Regions from separate parts of the Homo sapiens genome. Here region 2 is linked to region 1. A link is a loop called in an ENCODE intact Hi-C map of the cell type or tissue named here. Cell type or tissue: lower leg skin. All regions are shown on one strand. Links, peaks and the distances in the headings refer to the core of each region. The heading gives the core; the rest is flanking DNA. Region 1 overlaps HSD17B12 (hydroxysteroid 17-beta dehydrogenase 12). Region 2 holds the start of MIR670 (microRNA 670).

The links. Hi-C counts contacts between places; a loop is a spot of excess contacts. Peaks named below come from ENCODE experiments on the same cell type or tissue, not always from the same donor. Only the 100,000 strongest peaks of a DNase experiment are listed, where the experiment ranks them.
Region 2: it touches region 1 in a loop (8-fold over the local background); 8 of 110 quality-filtered maps call a loop at or near these places.

The regions. Positions count from the first base shown.
Region 1 is chr11:43,846,929-43,855,222 of GRCh38, reverse strand. HSD17B12 (hydroxysteroid 17-beta dehydrogenase 12) reads right to left here. Exons shown (of 11, transcript NM_016142.3): 10 at 359-508; 11 at 1-79. Among named protein-coding and RNA genes, the nearest start is that of ALKBH3, 30 kb to the left of the region's middle. In lower leg skin, for the core only: a CTCF peak has its summit at 2,971 (motif pointing right); no DNase peak of the experiment used is centred there.
Region 2 is chr11:43,552,016-43,561,646 of GRCh38, reverse strand. It overlaps MIR670 (microRNA 670), which reads right to left and starts at 1,991; the gene lies at 1,894-1,991. It also overlaps a transcript of HSD17B12 not described here. In lower leg skin, for the core only: no CTCF peak of the experiment used is centred there; a DNase peak (open chromatin) is centred at 5,176.

The DNA of each region.
Region 1 (8,294 bases), core at 1,574-4,073:
AGTGAGCCCGTGTAGACTTGTTCATATTCATGACTATTTTCAAATAAATCCAAGAAGGCAGGTTTGAGATTATCGAGCCCTAGGGAAACAGAATGAGAGAGATATGTAATTATAGCCTACAATTTGGGCTAAATTGAAGCATATGATTTAATGTTTTATTATAGTGTTGTTTTTATTTATAGGTAGATTTTAAAGTTCTTGGGTATACGACCATTATAATTATAACAAGATATAGATATCTTGTTACTATGGCTGGACAATGTATATGTGCTAATCTATTACATACTATCCTGTAACTCAATGGGAAAGAAACCCCAAGCCAGAAAGTATTGATTTGTGATTCAAAAAATCTACCTACCATAAGAGCATGGATCAGGTATCCATTGGTTCGGGATTGCAGGCCGACTGTTTTAATTGCAGACTTCACAAACGTCTCCGGAGAGGGCTTATCCAAAGTTGGCTTCCGGATTTTAGCCAGTTTTGTAGCTACGAAGTATGGCAGGACACTCTAGAAAGGGAACACCCACCCCAGAAAACATGCCATTGATTAGTAAGGCCACAAACTCAGAATGTACAGTGGTGCTTGACTGCTCTTAGTGGTAGAAACATCTGTATCTTTACAGAGAGAGAAGAAAAGAGAAGTGGCTATCTAAAGCCAACTTGATAGAACACATGATACCATAAAACAAATTGTAACAAATCAATCTCTCAATAAAACAGAGTTTGAGACCAGAGAAAGTATTAAAAATAAGCAGAAATCTACCTTTTTGAACCTTTAAAAAGGAAAGCATTAAATAATCCAGAGAGCACAGATTCAGGATAGGATACTTTTCACACTTAGTAAACTCAACATTGAGACAGAACCACCAAGTAGGAGATCTTTGATACTTTATTCTTCTAATGGGATAATGCCAACTTTCTCCATAATTTATGGCTAATTAAGCTTGTTCTATCAGCTTTGATCCTTCTAAAATAGACATCTTATTTCTCAGACTTGCGTTACTACTTTTCTTCCCTAGTTTCTCACCATTCTACTTCTGAGTTTTATAAACAATTTTATTGATAAGATAGAACCACCTCCCTTTTTTTCTTTTTTAGAAGAAACACAGTCTAACAATATGGAAACTGTTTGGGTAACTAAAAGACACCTGACTGGATGGGTGTAGGGTGACAAATCTGGACATGACCTTTAGAGGAACTTCAATAATGTTAGGTTCTTTATTGCTTAAGCTTGCTGCATTTTGGATGTGATTCAACACAGAGTATAAGGAAACCCTATTGTAACAAGTCCTGAGTCATGATACAAGAGGTCCTTCTGTAGTTTGAAATAACCTGGGCATGGTAGTTCAACAAAGAGTGAATGTATTGTTTATCTCACATGTGTGAAGTATCACTGCAATGATACTTCTTTTTTTCTTTTTCTTCTTTTTTTTTTGAGGCAGGGTTTTGCTTGTTGCTTAGGCTGGAGTGCGGTGGCACGATCATAGCTCACTGCAGCCTTGAGCTCTTGGGCTCAAGGGATCCTCCTGTCTCAGCCTTCTGAGTAGTTGGAACCACAGGTGTGCACCACCATGCCCAGCTAATTTAAAATTTTTTTTGTAGAGACAAGGTTTCAACATGCTGCCCAGGCTGGTCTCAAACTTCTGGGCTCATGTGATCCTCCCACTTCAGCCTCCCCAAGTGTCGGGATGACAGGTGTGAGCTACCACGCTTGGCCCAATGACACTTCCATTAAAGAAAAGGAATGGTTCTAACACATGGTGGTCAAAATCTTAAAATTTCAATCAAATTGAGATCTGTTCCATTCTATGGATTTCCGTCCTGCTGAGACCTAGAAGGAGTGGTCCCATGTCTCTGGTTTTTTTTTTTTTTTTTTTTTTTTTTTGAGACAGAGTCTCAGCGAGAGTCCCCAAGCTGGAGTGCAGTGGCGCGATCTCTGCTCACCACAAGTTCCGCCTCCTGGGTTCACACCATTCTCCTGCCTCAGCCTCCCCAGTAGCTGGGACTACAGGCGCCCGCCACCACGCCTGGCTAATTTTTTGTATTTTTAGTAGAGACAGGGTTTCACCATGTTAGCCAGGATGGTCTCGATCTCCTGACCTTGTGATGCACCCACCTCGGCCTCCAAAGTGCTGGGATTACAGGCGTGAGCCACCGCGCCCGGCCGTCTCTGGGTTTTTATGTACGTGTGTGCTTTGCATTTTTCCCACTCCGAAGTCTAAGTCAAGGAATGCAACCCACTCTCCTTGACAGGTTAGATGAAACCTCAGCCTCTTCATTAGAACCAAGAACCCCAGATGGAGTGCTGTCACTCTCTATCTTCCTCTTTCCTTGTTGCTGCAGCCACAGACTCATACTAAGTATGAAGTACTTCAATATTTGAGCCAACTTTGATTAGGTAACTTTTGATTTCTGAGAATTTGTTTATTGGGATTATCACTATATATTTATCCCTCACTTAGAAAAAAAAATTTTTTGTCACATCTTTTAAGGACCATTTTGCCACAAGGATATAGTCTATGAGAGCACACACTAGGGTGAGATCTCCGACTCAGACTGAGTAGGAAATGCAGAGTTCAGTGAGGCTCTCACAATGGGTCAGTAAAGAAAAGGTTATTTCCCAGAGTAAAGTTGAGCAGTAAGGAAAGAAAGAGTATATGTAAATACTCTGATCTCACATAATGAAGGAACATAAGCAAACCATTTCTCATTTCTATGCATTAGGTTTAAAGGTCACAAAATAGTGAAGATTAAAAAAAAAAACCCAAATATAGATCACAAGCCTGGTAAAGGTATTGTAAGATTTTGAGCTTCTAGAGGTAGAGATGGTCTAATCATTATACCTCTCAACTGCGTTATAATTTTTTGTTCCTTTCGTCCATCCTTTTTGCCATCTTCTTCCCTCCCTTCGTATGTAACATGGTATAAATTGGACTACTTTGATCTTGTAGGAGAATTAAGTTGCACTGCCTGACTGAACCACTTGGTGGTGCCACAAGTTAACTCTTCATGCAGCTAAACCATAGAGCTAGTCTAGAGAACCCCCAGATCAAGGGGTGGGGACAAGAGATGCATACTCAGGAATTCCAAGTTGGGTTATGTTTTTCCAGCTAAGAAATGTAAATTCTTTTCTAGAAAGTATATTTATTTCCACGATGGTTTAAAATCAAGGCAGTTAACATGGCCTAGTGGAGGGTTCAAAGACGAAACAGCGTTTGAGCTAAGTCTTAAATGAAGTGCAAGAATTTCCCTAATTGTAAACAAATAAGGGAACAGCAGGAGCCAAGAAAAGGAGCCACAGAAGAGCATGATGTTTTTCAGGGAACTGCATAGCTCAGGATGGTTCAAATGTTGGAAATGTGTGAAGAGTGGCAGGAGGGAGGCAAAACGGTACAGAAAACTGAATCCAATCACTGGGCAGTATCCATTTCTAGAACACAAGCTCCATGAAGGCTTGGTCATATTCATATATTTTAATGTTTTAGAACAGTACTTGGTACATAGCAGGGGTACAATTAATATCTATTGAATGAATTGGTGAAAGACACTTCATTATGGACAGCACCGAAGAAGAGTACTGGGGTCTCTTTCCACTGCTATGATCCAGAAAATTAATTACACCAAGAAGTTGATAATATGAATGTTTAAGCCAAAATTTTAGAAATTCTGAAGCATATATAAGAGCACCTATCTAAACAGGCATACTTATAGCTACTTGCCAATGATTTAAAAATAAATATTCCAAGTTATATGAAAGTAAAGAAATATCTTAGATATCAAAAAGCCATCTAGGTACACCCTTCAACTGTTAAATAAAAACCCAACAAGGGATAATTAGTTGATTTCTCCTGCTTACTCAGGAAAACATTATGGGAAACAGGTCAAGAAGATACTCATACTTTTATAGGAAATTGTGGGCAGAACAGATTTTTCAAGTTGCTCAATTTCAACAAGTTCCCATTACAAATATTGCCAGCTCAGAAACAACCTGACCTTGAGAGCTGCAGATGTGGGCAAGTATCCTGGTCTTCAAATTTAGCATTCCCACATGGCAAATAATTAATTAGGCCATAAAGCAAAGCTGTTGGTGCTTCCTTGCTCAGCCTATTTTAAAACAATAAAAATAAAAAAAATAAAATCACTGGAGACAACTTGGTATCTTGAGATGGAGCCTCGCTCTGTCACCCAGCCTGGAGTGCAGTGGCGCCATCTCGGCTCACTGCAACCTCCACCTCCCTGGTTCAAGCAATTCCCCTGCCTCAGCCTCCTGAGTAGCTGCGATTACAGGCGCCTGCCACCACGCCCGGCTAATTTTGTATTTTTAGTAGAGATGGAGTTTCTCCATGTTGGCCAGGCTGGTCTCGAACTCCCGACCTCAGGTGATCCGCCTGCCTCAGCCTCCCAAGTGCTGGGATTACAGGCATGAACCACCGCACCAGGCCCGACAACTTGGTATCTTTTTTCTCACCCACTGGAGCAGCTTGCTTAGATAACTGGACTGCACAGTACAATTCAGGGGGCTTGATTCAGAAGAGGAAGGCTTATGGCCATGGAGTAGTGGAAAGAAAGATGCCTGAAACTGCATGGCAGATATTCAAGAATCAGGGATTGAACCTTGGAACTTAACATGGTAGGGCATCTTTCAGGTGTCATCATCTGTGTACTAAACATGCTTTTCAACTGAAAAATGACCAGAACATCAGATGACAATGACCTGGGAAAATGAAGACCCAGAATACACTAGGGTCTAGTGTATTTGCACAGTATGAGATTTCATACATGGTGTCACATCTGCCTTTACCGAGCATTAAATTCAACCGTGTAGCCAGCACACACTCTTAAGGCAGAAGCTGGGGCTCCTATGAAGAATATTAGGAAAACTCCATTTCCTGAAATCTGTGTATTCATCTACGATTTCAGGATCTGGTATACAAAAACTTAAATAATTATACACCTATATTATAGTTTTGGAGTGCGTATTACTTTACTTGCAGACCACGAAATTAGCTTTTCCATATAAAGGCCCTTGATTATCTACTTGGCAGAAACCCTTAGACTTTCTAGAAATTTTAGGAAAAAGGAGTTGTTCTGCTGGTGCAGAGATCCCTGGTTATATAGCAATGAAAAAAGGCCCTGCAATAACAATACATATAAATCTTAGCATCTAAATCCAAAATGAAGGAGTTCAAAGTATTGTGCTCTACACAAAGATCCTTGATAAATGTTGGCTGATAATCTTGTAAATAACCTACCTCCAAAGATGTGGAATTTGTATGTTAACATTCAAGGAACAAAAAGAAAAACAGTGTAATCTCACAAAAGGCATTCACTTAACACTAAACTATTTCCTGAGCACCTACTAGAACAATGTTTTAGGCATGGGAACTTAATGAATAAAATTCATTGTGAATAAAAACAGAGTCCCTAATCTTACAGAGCTTACATTTCAGTAGGAGGATATAGACCACAAACAAATAATAATTAAAACAAAGGTGTACAGTATTGGCAGGCAATGATAAAAAAGCAAGATGAAAAAAATACCTGGGTAAAAGAGCTGATAGAGGCTGAGCCTGCAGGTGAGTTCTCAAGAAAGGCCCCTTTGATGTGGTGACTTATAACCAAAGATCTGAACAAAGAGATGGAGTTGGCCAAAAGAATATCTGGGTGAAGAGCCTTTGAGACTGAAGGAACAAGTGCAAAGGCCCTGAGGTGAAGGCATCCTCAAAGTGTTTCCAGAATTGGAAGGAGGCCACAGAAGTAGGAAGGTGGGGAGGGGACATGATAACGTGGAAGTTTGAAATCAGAACATTGAGGGTCATAAAAACTCATGGTTTCATTGTGAAAGAGATGAGAAGCCAAGGAAGAATTTTTAGCATAGCAGTGAAGTAACTGGATTTTTTTGTTTTGTTTTGTTTTGTTTGAGATAGTCTCGCTCTGTCACCCAGGCTGGAGTGCAGTGGTGCGATCTCAGCTCACTGCAACCTCCACCTCCCGGGCTCAAGCCATCCTCCCACCTCAGCCTCCCAAGTATCAAGGACCACAGGTGCACACCACCATGCCTGGCTAATTTTTTAATTTTTTTGTAGAGACAGGGTTTCACCATGTTGCCCAGACTGGTCTTGAACTCAATGAGCCCAAGCAATCCATACATCTCAGCCTCCCAAAGTGTTGGGATTACATGTGTGAGTCACTGTGCCCAGCTGGATTTTATTTTAAAGAGATCATTCTGGCTGCTATGAGTAGGCTATAGGGGCTGTTAAACCACGATGGGTGTAGGAAGGCCAGATAGTAAGATACTGCAAAATGTCCAGGACAAGCTATGATGGTGGCTCAGATAGAGTGGTAGTAGTGGAGGTCATGAGAAGTAGTCAAATAGTGGGTATGCTGCAAGGATTTCCTAAAGGATTAAGTTTGGGATGTGAAAATAGAGGTGGTAGGGTAACAGGAAAAAAAAATCAGCATTGGTTATAATCAGACCAACTTGGATTCAAATTCCAGCTTGACCACTTACTAGTTGTGTGATCTTGAGCAAAACACTCAATGACTGAGCCTTAGTTTCTTCCTCTGTAATTAGAGGCTATAGAATCTTCCTTATTATACTATCATGAGAATTAAATAAAATATTATCAGTTAAAGAGTGTGGGATTTGAAACTTTAGTATGTATTAGCAATTATTTTCTAAGTTTTCCAAAATCTATATTTTTAGAATGAATTTGGAAAGAAGAGCTTGGCTGACTTTTTATATCCAATAAGACGCATAAGAATGCCATTTTCCATGGAGAATATCTGACTGTTGAGGTAACCAACTGAATATCTTAGTTCTCCTGGACACACATGTAATGGTTTGGAGGGACCTCTTAAGCTTGTAGGTCTTGTGGTACAACACTGTTGTAAATGGCCAAGAAAAAAGGAGATCACTGAAAAAATCGAGATTCAGCTGGTTGGAAGGGATCTGAGTCCAATGAGCCCAAAAGGACTAATTTTACTATTCTTAAGCCATTTTTCAAAATTGGTATAGTTGGCCATACATGAACATTTCCAGCGAGAATCTTTATATTGCTTTATAACTCTCCCTATTTAGACTCCATATGCACAAAAGACACACTCTATTAACTCCTTTCATAGTCACTGGCAATTAACAGGAAGAAAGGATGGAGACTTATATTTGTAATCCCGGTAGCCGTTTCTCAATATTTAGCTTTCTAGTTCTTTGAAGCCCAATAGAACTATATGAATACCCTAAGCAATAAAATACTGTAACAAAAATACAAAGAAGGAATATCTTCTTTCATTAAAAAATTCTTAAATTGTGTTTTCTCTCATCTCAATTTGTCCTATTTGTTTTCTAAATTTCATGGATTAACCCAAATCAAGTCTATTCTGATTAAAAACTACACTTTTACCTGAACTAACAAAACCACCAACTCTCATCACCAAGACAAAGGCACTGGAAAGTAGTAACAAGCAAATGGAGCCTAGAGGATTTCTCTTTTTTTTTTTTTTTTTTGTGAGGCAGAGTCTTGCTCTGCCACCCATCACCGAGGCTGGAGTGCAGTGACACCATCACAGCTCACTGCACCTTCAACCTCCTGGGCTCAAGTGATTCTCCTGTCTCAGCTTCCTGAGTGGCTGGGACCACAGGCATGCACCACCACGCCCAGCTAATGTATTTCTATTTTTTGTAGAGACAGTGTCTCACTATGTTACCCAGGCTGGTGTTAAACTCCTGGGCTCAAGCGACCCTCCTGCCTTGGCCTCCCAAAATGCTGGGATTATAGGCGTGAGCCACCGTGCATGGCGCCCAGAGGATTTCTTCAGGACAATAAGTTCAAATGTAAATGGAGTATTCTTTTGTAATCTCCTGCTAAGAATGAAAAAGTCCACTTCATTTTCAGGGCAGCTGAAAGTTCTCTGGGTTTAGATGGCCTCTATCTGCATCCCCACCTTTCTTCTGGTAAAGAAAACCTCAGGGGATGGTGTCCCTTGGCAGATGATCTCCTTGTTAAGAGCATTTCCAGAGACCCGGCCTCCCAGGTCAAAGGAAGGAAACTGCGTGACGGAGAGCAACACCTCTTTGAGAAACAGGATGGCACTGCAGACGGAGTTACTCACACCAAGATCAGTACATTCTCTCTACACTTCCCCATGTTCTTGAACATATCACTCTTTTTTAGTTTCTTCTCGAGAACGTATCACTCTATACAATTGTCTTATTTGTGGATTTGTTTAATGTCTGTCTCCCTCCCAATAAATGTAAATTCAACCACAGCAGAGGCTCTGTGTGCCTTTTGCCA
Region 2 (9,631 bases), core at 3,890-6,389, 300 kb after region 1:
AGCTATATTAAGCTTGAAAAACACAACTCTCAAAAACTCTCAAAGTCCCTCAACCAACGATGGAGGGTCCATAGTCTTCATTCTCTAGGTTGGATATATTTTTAATGCTATTTTATTTACAAACTAGTCCACCTCACATCTCTAAGATGCCCTCTAGCTTTGCTCCCTAGTAGGTGAGGAGCAAAAGGCAGTTGATGAAGGCAGGAAAAATACTCTTTTTATTGGGTCCATCAGGAATGTAGGCCCGTCTTCCTCTAGACCCTTTAAACATCAAGCCCTGCTTCTTCCACAGCAACATCAATTGAATTAATTGCTAAAGTAATTTCTGAGAACTTGTCATCCTGGGCCAGGAGACCCCTGGGCAGACCTCAGAGCAGTTGTGAGACAAACAAGAAGCAGCACTAAATAATTAGCACAATTATTCATGAATCAAACCAAATATATTTTATTACTTTCAGGTGGTGAAACCTAAGTACAGATCAGTCAGGGTATCTCCTGGATGGGACCAAGCTTGAAAGTGGTGGGTGGGGATTGGAACCCATGCTTCATCTGCAAGGCTTGGGCTCTAAGCCACGGCTTCAGTGAAGAGATCAGCAGATGAATTCTCCCCTCAAAGCTGTGATAGCGTCACCAGGAAGTGGTGGATTTTCACAGAGTGGGACTTGCTTAGAGGAGAAGAAAGTCCCAATGGGTCAAAAATGGAGGCCGTTCAAGTTTTTTTTTGCTGCGGATTCAATTATTCGCTTGACGAAGGAAGATGAGTAATAGGGTTCTCAGCCTGAAGTCTAGGTTACTTCTTACTTCCTCCCACCTGGATTGACTTCAGGAGCGTGCAACTTGTGTAGTTGCAGGGCCCTTGGCTCAGAAGAGCTCCATGGTTGGTTTAAGATTCTACTGTTATTGTCTTGAAATTCTTAAAAATTTTGTCTTTGAACCCGTGTTTTGTAAGTGAAGTCTATGGGATAATAGAGAATGTGTGTGCCCATCCATCGTTCCTGTCCCACAATGTTGGCAGTAGCCCATGCGTACAGAATTCCAGTGGGAGCTCAGTGAGACTCGGGGCAAGTAGAATGGAAAGTAAGCCTATGACTACACAGACGGGGGACACAGACAGTGCCCAGAGGTCATGCTTTCTGTTTGAACCAGATGCTTCAAATGCAGAAGGAAGGCAATAGAGTTCTAAGAAACACTAATGCCTAAGGGACCCTAAAGTAGCATTTCTTACTTATGTTCCTTCCCTGTATTTGCCAAACACCTATGCTGAAAATGTTGACACAGAAGGAAAGGTGAAGATAGAGCAATCCATAGCTATTTCTCCTCAACAGCAAGCTGAAGGTGGAGAGTGCTGGTACAAAGCGCTTGTATCAAGAAGTGAAATAAAAACACTGGAGTTCATTTTGTCAGCATCTCCATTGTTCTGGTAAGAATGAAATACCTATGCATATGCGACATATGAAATGTGAATTGTGTAATTTCAGTGATTCTACAAATGAGTTAAACGCTCTTGTGTTTACATTTACAACTGGCATCACACAATATAAAGATGAACGGTAAAATTCATGCTAAAAATTTAAAATTTTTATTTTTATTTAGCACCACATGAAAAACAGCAAATAAAAAACCACCATGACGATTCTAGAGAGAGATTGTGGAAGAAAGACAAAGGCATTATATTTAGGCACTTTCTTCCTGCTTTTTGAACAAGGGGCCCTACGTGTTCATTTTGTGCCAGGTTCCATGAATTCTATAACCAGTTCTGCCCCTGCCCTTAGGTTTCTTTTGAGAAACAGGGCAAGCACCAGGGCTCATCCAAGGTGATGAAGATAAAAGTCGGACTTCATTCTTGCCATAAATGAGTAGACACCTGCTTGCTGTAATGCTCTCCAACGTCGCGTGAAGGGGCAACTGACACTCCTGAATGAATATGAGGAAACCCAAGGCAAATTCAGGTTCACCACATACACTCAGGGACATCAGGTCCACCCCTAAACTGGATGAAGAACGTCTCAGCTGGCATCTTCGGACTTGACAGAGAGGAAGAAGGTCTGTTTCCTTGTGTATGTGGCTCATGAGCTGACGTGGGCTCTCGTGGGTTCTCATGTGGAGAGAACCCTGGGTACCCACATGCATACTGTTGTGGTTTTTGCACATATATGTGCATGTACACTGCACATACATGTCTGCATGTGACAAGTGCTTGGGCACCTGGTAGAACCTGAGAGAGGTGGTCTTTCCATGGATCTCCGGGGAAGGCTGATGGACATGAAATACTTTTTAGGTGCTATTCTTCTGGAACTTGGTCCCTAGAAGACCACAGCTCAGAGTAAAGAGAGATACTGACAGTCTTGGAGGACTGTGGAGAGCAGATGGCTATAATTCCAGGACCAGATTTTTTTTTCTTGTAACCACTTCCCCCACAGCATTTATATCAAAGGGAGACAAATACTTGTTGACTTAAGCAATAAACAGAAACAATTTCCTTCTGAGAAGTGCAACACAAAGAAACCTGATGCTTTCCGGGCTGTGGAAGACTCTCCATCCCCCTTCTTGGAGCAGGACCTTCAGTGATATGGACAGTGGGTGTCAGGCCAGCTGACCTGGTTTTACTTCACACCGGCAGATCCAGGGATGCAGCCACCATCCACTCTGCTTTATTTAGTGAGACAGCACTTCATACCAACAGCAGGCTTAATCACAGTCTATACCAACATTTCACTTCCCATTTCTATGTCTGTACTCCTTGCCTTTTGGTTATTTGGGGTGGGGGGTGGCAATAGCATGCTGATTCTATCTTCCAAGCACCCTCCCCAAATCTCCTACTTCCCTGCTGAAAACGATTCCCTTCTCATGTTAATTTGATGACCCAGCCAGCTGCACCCCTCCGCCCCCGCACCCCCAGCGCAAAAGAAAAAGCCACTACCTTACTCCTTCAGAATTACATCCCCGCTCAGATGGTCTTCTCAACTACCAGCCCAGTCCAAAGAACCCTCGTCATATTTCCAGGCTCATCTGAACCAGACATTCAAGTAGTGCCCCCACACGGATATTTAAGGACCATGGAGGAGGGGGTATTCCCTCCTCCCCCTGTGTTCCACCTCCCAGAAGTGGCTGCTCTTCAGAGTGGAGGTGATTCAGCTTTCCTAGAAGATGATTTGCAGGGGGAAAAAAATGTACAGTACTACAGCTGAGAGTGCTGCCTGCTTCCCTCGATGAAAAAAAAAATCCTGCTCTCAGACACATGGAATTCCCATTGATGAGGTTTGGCCAACACCAGGCGCTGGATTTTCCCCGTTAAACATAAAGCTCTGGGTGAAAGACGCGGGGGAGGGAGAAGGGATAATGATATCTTTTCAACCTTTTCAGACCTCTGGGGGATTTGAACTCTGGCCCCCAAGGTCAAATGGCTGATGTTCAAAAGCCCCCTCTCTCCACCCCTCCACCTCTCTTCCCCAAGCTCCTTCCTAACAAAGAATGACTCTCTTTGCTACACACAATAAAGCCCTGGTGGATTTACCCAGATTAAAAAACCCCTTGAAGTCCCTGTCAAAACTAATCTTCTCAGGAGAAACACTTGTTGATAACCACCTCGCTTTGTGCAGCAGCAGGGAGGAACTGGGAGGACCAGAACCCAACGGAAAAACTGGCCTGTGACCTCCCTATCGTCACATGGCCCCAAGCACCATACGATCTCTGACCTCATAGAACGCCCCTCCTTCCACGACACACAAGTATTCTGCAAGCCCCTGCCCCATTTAGCTTCTCCACCTCAGGCTCCCCCCCGTTACAGCACCAGCCCCTCAAAGCAGGAAGGCCAACCCTGTAAGTCCCCAGACTGACAGACCCTGGCTGAGCTCCAGCCGTTCCCTCCTTCTCTGCCGCCCCCGAGTTTTAACCCTTCACCCTGCAGGGCTCAGTATCTCTTGTCTTTCCTGCTGCAAACTTTGTCAGGAGCCTTTTCAGGCGGTTTTCCTCTACACAACCAGCCCTTAAGATATCATGCATAAAGATTTCCCTCTACAGGTGGTTGTGAGCTGTAGCAGTTTTTGCTCTTGCAACGGAAACATTTATTTTAAATTTCATTTTACCCACGAATAAGGTTTTAAACAAAAATTATTTTGCTTACACCCACTAAAGACTTAGCATTTTCTCCAAAAAGTGGGAGAACATTAAGTTCTCTATGCAAGACATATTACCGCTCCCATCACCACCACCATACCGTGATTCTTTCTCTCTCTGACTCTCCCCACTTTTCTCTGACTTCATGAAGCCTTTTTGGAACTAAATTTTCACGTGCAAAATAATTACAAGAATTAAGACACTCAGTGAATGAGAATCAATCCAAGATATGGCCAAGTGGCAGAAGCACATGCCCACTACAGAATACTTCTCCACCCTCCACCCCCAAACCACAGAACACTAGGGTGGGGGAAGCCAAGACGGCGTCCCCTACCCAGCTTAACAACAGAGGACTGTCTTCCAGCTGGCATGCCTCCTGCAAAAACCACACATACAAGACCCCAGGAAAGCCTGCCCAAGAAGTCTAGGCAATTTGTACAAAGATAATTGTTCAATGAAAAAGACAGTAATCATGGTCAGTCATACAAATCTACTCCTCCAAACATTCACCAACTGACATCATAAACTTTGCAAAAGCCAAACACAAGACAGTGCATGGTATAACCTACCTTGGCGAGCTCCTTCACTTTTTGTGCAAATGTTTTCCCCTCCGCATGCTTTACATAGATTTCTAGGGAAATTTGGAAGGACTGGTGAGGGGGTGGGGGAGGTGAGGGAATGAGGGTAATATAAACAAGGAAGCATTTTAAATGCACCACGCAAAAAGCTCGGGATTTCACGTTATGTGTCTGCACTCTTCCCAGAGCAAAGCAAAACAGTTCGCGTTCAGTGCCAGACTTGGAGGGAGAGGGAGAAGAGAGAGGGTGGGGGAGAGAGAGAGGGGGTGAGAGGGAGGGGGAGAGAGAAAAAGAGGGTGGGGGGATGCTGAAGGAGAGAGGGAGAAGAAGAGAAAGAAAGAGGAAATGAGAGAGGGATACAGGGAGAGGAGAGGGGAGGTGAGGGTAGAGGGAGGGAGGGAGGGAGAAGAAAGGAGGGGGAGAGCCAAAGGGAAGGAGGAGAAAGAGGAGGCAGCCCCCTCCCACGCTCCCACCCCCACACATTCAGGCACCTTCTGAGTAACTGATCAGAGCAAAGAACTCATCACCCACGTTTGAAAACCCAGTTTGGGACTAAGTCCCGATGCACACACGCTCGAGTCTATTTATAGACAGATCCTAATGATATGTATTGCATTCTGAACGTAAATGTGAAATGTGTGTGTGTGCACGGATTACATACGGTTCCTTTGACAGGTATGATTTTTTTTTTTTTTTTTTTTGCACTGCAGTGCGTCTGATTATATCTGTTTGGATTTTCTTCTTTCTTTTTTTGCATCTAGAAAGCATGCATCAATTTTGAAGGTGTTCGGGAAAAATGGTGGGGGTCTCAATGCTTACAAAACCCTGGCTTTTTTCCCCCTGCAAAGCTGGGATATTTGCAGAGTTGGGGCTGTTTGAAAAGGCTCCAGCCCTGGCTCGGTGTAGCACGCCCAGTTCCAGCAGTGTGTGCTATTGACCTGCATTGACGTCAGTGCGTCATTAGGTCTCCCTTAGAAACACTGACTTTCAAAAATAGTATCAAATTAATTCAGTTGGAGCCTGGTGAAGAAAGGATACTAGCTGGAATCAGCCATAAAACTCCAGAATTTTCAGCCCTAGATCTCTTCTTCTTTTTCTAGGAGCCAAATGGAAATCAGATTGTATGGAAAATGCCATTGATGGGATTTTTTTTTCCTTAAGAAAAGGGACCAAATTAGATTGCAAAACCCAGAACTGCCTCTGTTTTTTTTCTTTCCCTTCGTTTTTCTGATCTAAAAATAACCCCCTGCTTGAGCTGACTGCGGTATCTTTTGTGTTGCAGCTCTCTGTTTTTAGCAGTCTGGTCCCAGTGAAGGGTGGAACATAAGTACAGGTATTGATCTATTGATATTTGCAAAGCCAGGAATTAATTTTAATGAAACAGGTGGGCCCTATTGTGGTGGTGGGTAATAAAAAAGAGAAGGTGCCATGGGCTCCATTTATGCCATTCACACATTCCATTTCATTTTTTCCAATTCATTTTTTAAAGACATAATTCCCCGCCCCCCAACCATGTGTCTCATGTGGCTTCTGACCAGCACATGCAACCCCCATTCACACAAACATGAAGCACTAGTACATTCAAACTCAGCGAAGACAGTGCATTCATAAGCAAGGATTCTGGGATGTTCATTCCTTCTCACAGCTGCTTGGCAGAAAAGGCACAGCAGCCCACGAAAACAGGCTTAGGTTTCATCTGGGGGACCTAAGTATGCAATCTGATAATGATATTGTATTATTAAAATCTGCATTTATTTAAACATCTGCCTTTTATGGGGGGGGGACAACTGCCCTCTTCACTTAGCTAACAATACAGTTTTCATTGGTCCATTTCACAATTATACATTTTTATAAATACCTATGGATTATGTATGTGAATACAGAGTGCCTCCCCATGGAAGCAAAGTGGGTGAGATTCGCCACTTTCAAAGTATTTGTTGGAGAGGGGGTGGTTGGGGAATGTTGGATTTTTCTATTTTCAGAGGAGGCAATTTACAATAGTTTTGTAAAGTCTTCATTTCCCACATTTCTTGCTTCTCAGCCCTCCCTCCCTCACTTGCCCTCCTCAGATAGGTTCTCTTGGGCCTCCGGATGATAGAAGAATTTGGTTTCTCTGACCTATTCAGTCTTTGGCCTCTGCTGAGACTGTTAATGAGGGGACTATTTGGGGCCATCGTGTGCAGGGGCCCTCACAGAGGCCACTTGGATGACAAAAACTACGGGGGACCTTGAGTGGGGGAGAAGAGGAACCCAAAATGGATTTAAATCATATGATTTAAAATTAAGTGGCCCTTAACTTTTTTTTTTTTGATATGCTCATGAAGTCAGGTTTTCAATTGGTAACTACCCAGTCATTTTTGCTTATCACTACTTCCTAAACGAATGCGGCCCCTCCTTTCATTCCCCCAAATCTGGCTGGGAGATAGAAGAGAAGACGGTCTTATTAATCTCAACATTTCAGATAAAGGCAGAATATGAATAATTCTGCCTGACCAGGCTAGTAGGTCAGGGGAGTAGAGGTCAGAGAAAATCTAACCTGAGCTACCACTCATCTGCCCCTTGTTCAGCCCCACGGGCTAGTCAGGAGGCTCTGTGACTAGAGTTTATCTAAGGACAATTCTTGGTGTCTGGAGGAGCCGTCAACTGACGACAGACTGACCACATGCTTTTGCTTGTCTTTCCCCCGACTTTCTTCTCTGGGGCTTCAGGGAGGACAAGGCAATTGCCAACGGTTCATGCTGCTACGCAGCAGTGGCAGCAGCAAAAGGGAGGTGCTATGAGAAAACAGAGTATTCCCCTCCTCCCTCCTCAACCCAACACTTATAGACTTTGGTAAAGATACTGATCAGTGGATGCTTCCAGCCAGCCAGCCAGGCACCTGCAAACCACTACCCCGGCTTGCAGGGGCTCCCATGCACTCTTCATCACAAATACATTCATTCACAGAAACTTACAGTCATTCATGCACCTGCACACCACCACATTCATTCATATTTCAGCCACAACTGCAGCCACACATTTGCCTATAAAGGCTGGGTAAGTATGAAGAGCAGGAACATGCCTTTAGAACATGCCTTTATTCTGCCCCTCTCCCCTGACACACACACACACACACACACACACACACACACACACACACACACACACACACACACTTTGCCCTGCTTCCTTGCTCCAGGAGGTTTCAGCTCGGAAGCGTGCAAAATCCTGGTAGGAAGAAATTTCTGCCATTCACAGTCAAATCCCTAGACTGTATAAAAACCCCCTGACCTCGTGCATGATTAGATCACGGACAAGATGCCGAAGTGCTGGCAGAGCTGCAAATGCCTAGGTGGATGAGGGGGGCTGGTTCTTTTTCTGGCCTGGTTTTCCTCACTTGGCAGCCCAGTGAATAAAGACAGGGCCAAGGGAGGGGCTTGCAGTGTGGCCCAAGCCTGCACAATGCCCCACCTGGCCCGTTCAGATGTTGTCCTCAAGGGAGAGGTGAGAGTTGTGGTGAGCTGTGAGGTACTGCGGCAGCCAAGGCTTGGCATTCGAAGGCCTTGGGAATTCGTGTTAATCTGTACTGGTGCTGAGGATGGTAAGCGGGGGGGCTGTGCATTTGCCCTCCATATCCACGCTGCACTCACTCCACTCTGTTCTGAGAGGTTGACCTCTAGGGACTGCATTAACAGACTCTCCTGATCCCTGGTTCAGCCAATGGGGGCCCTGAGAGGGAAATCCAAAGATGGGAGGAAGGCATGGCAGGGTATTTATTCCCCACCTTCCTCCCTGCCAAGCTATGGGCTGTCTGTGGCTGTGTCCTTCTGTGAAAACCACAGCTTCTGTCAGGTGGCCCCCGAGCAGCTGCAGTTCCAGGTCTCTTCAAGTTCTGGACTAGTGTGAATACATTGAGACCCGTGATTCCCAGACTCTCTAGGTCTGTGGAACTCTTAACAGGACAACAGTCCATTTGCCTCAGTGGTGCCTACCGGCAACCTAAAAAAAAAAAAAAAATCTCCCATCAGAATGCTGGGTAAGTAGTGTTTATTGACATAAAACAAGGCTGTGGGGGCTTTTTCAGTTCAGAACATGAAATTAAAGAATAGATGCTGCTGGAGAGATTGCTCACTAGCAGGTAAGGAAAGCTCTGGAAGTGGGCCTTCCACTTAGCTGTTTACCAGCTTTGTGATCATGGGCAAATTACTTAATTTCTCTAAGCCTCAGTTTCCTCCTCTGTAAAATGAAAATAATAAGAATTATAATAAGCCCCTCCTCTTAGAACTGTAATGAGGACTGTAAGATAATGTATGTGAAACAGTGTAACACAGGTGCCCAGCACAAAAATAACCTGCAATAAATGCTAGCTATTTAAATATTAAGAGTATAAGTATGTATTCTATAAAATAACTACTTATGGGACATCTAGAACTTTCAAAGTTTTTAGACAATGGCCAACAATGTTTATTTTATTTTTTATTTTTATTATTATATTTTTTGAGACGGAGTCTCACTCTTATCACCCACGCTGAGTGCAGTGGTGTGATCTTGGCTCACTGCAACCTCTGCCTCCCGGGTTCAAGTGATTCTCCTCCCTCAGCCTCCCAAGTAGCTGGGATTACAGGTACTCGCCACGATGCCTGGCTAATTTTTGTATTTTTAGTAGAGACGGGGTTTCGCCGTGTTAGCCAGGCTGGTCTTGAACTCCTGACCTCAGGTGATCCACCCTCCTCGGCCTCGCAAAATGTTGGGATTACAGGCGTGAGCCACCGCGCCTGGCCAGATGTTCATTTTATAGCATGACCTGATGATACCCACAACAGAAAAAAGTAATAGTTATCCTTAAAACCTGCAATGCACTCTGCTATTTTCTCATTTGTTCTATGTCATCAAAAAATGTAGGTCACAACCCCTTAATGGCCTGAGATCCACAACTGGAGAAGCTGTGATCTGGTAGA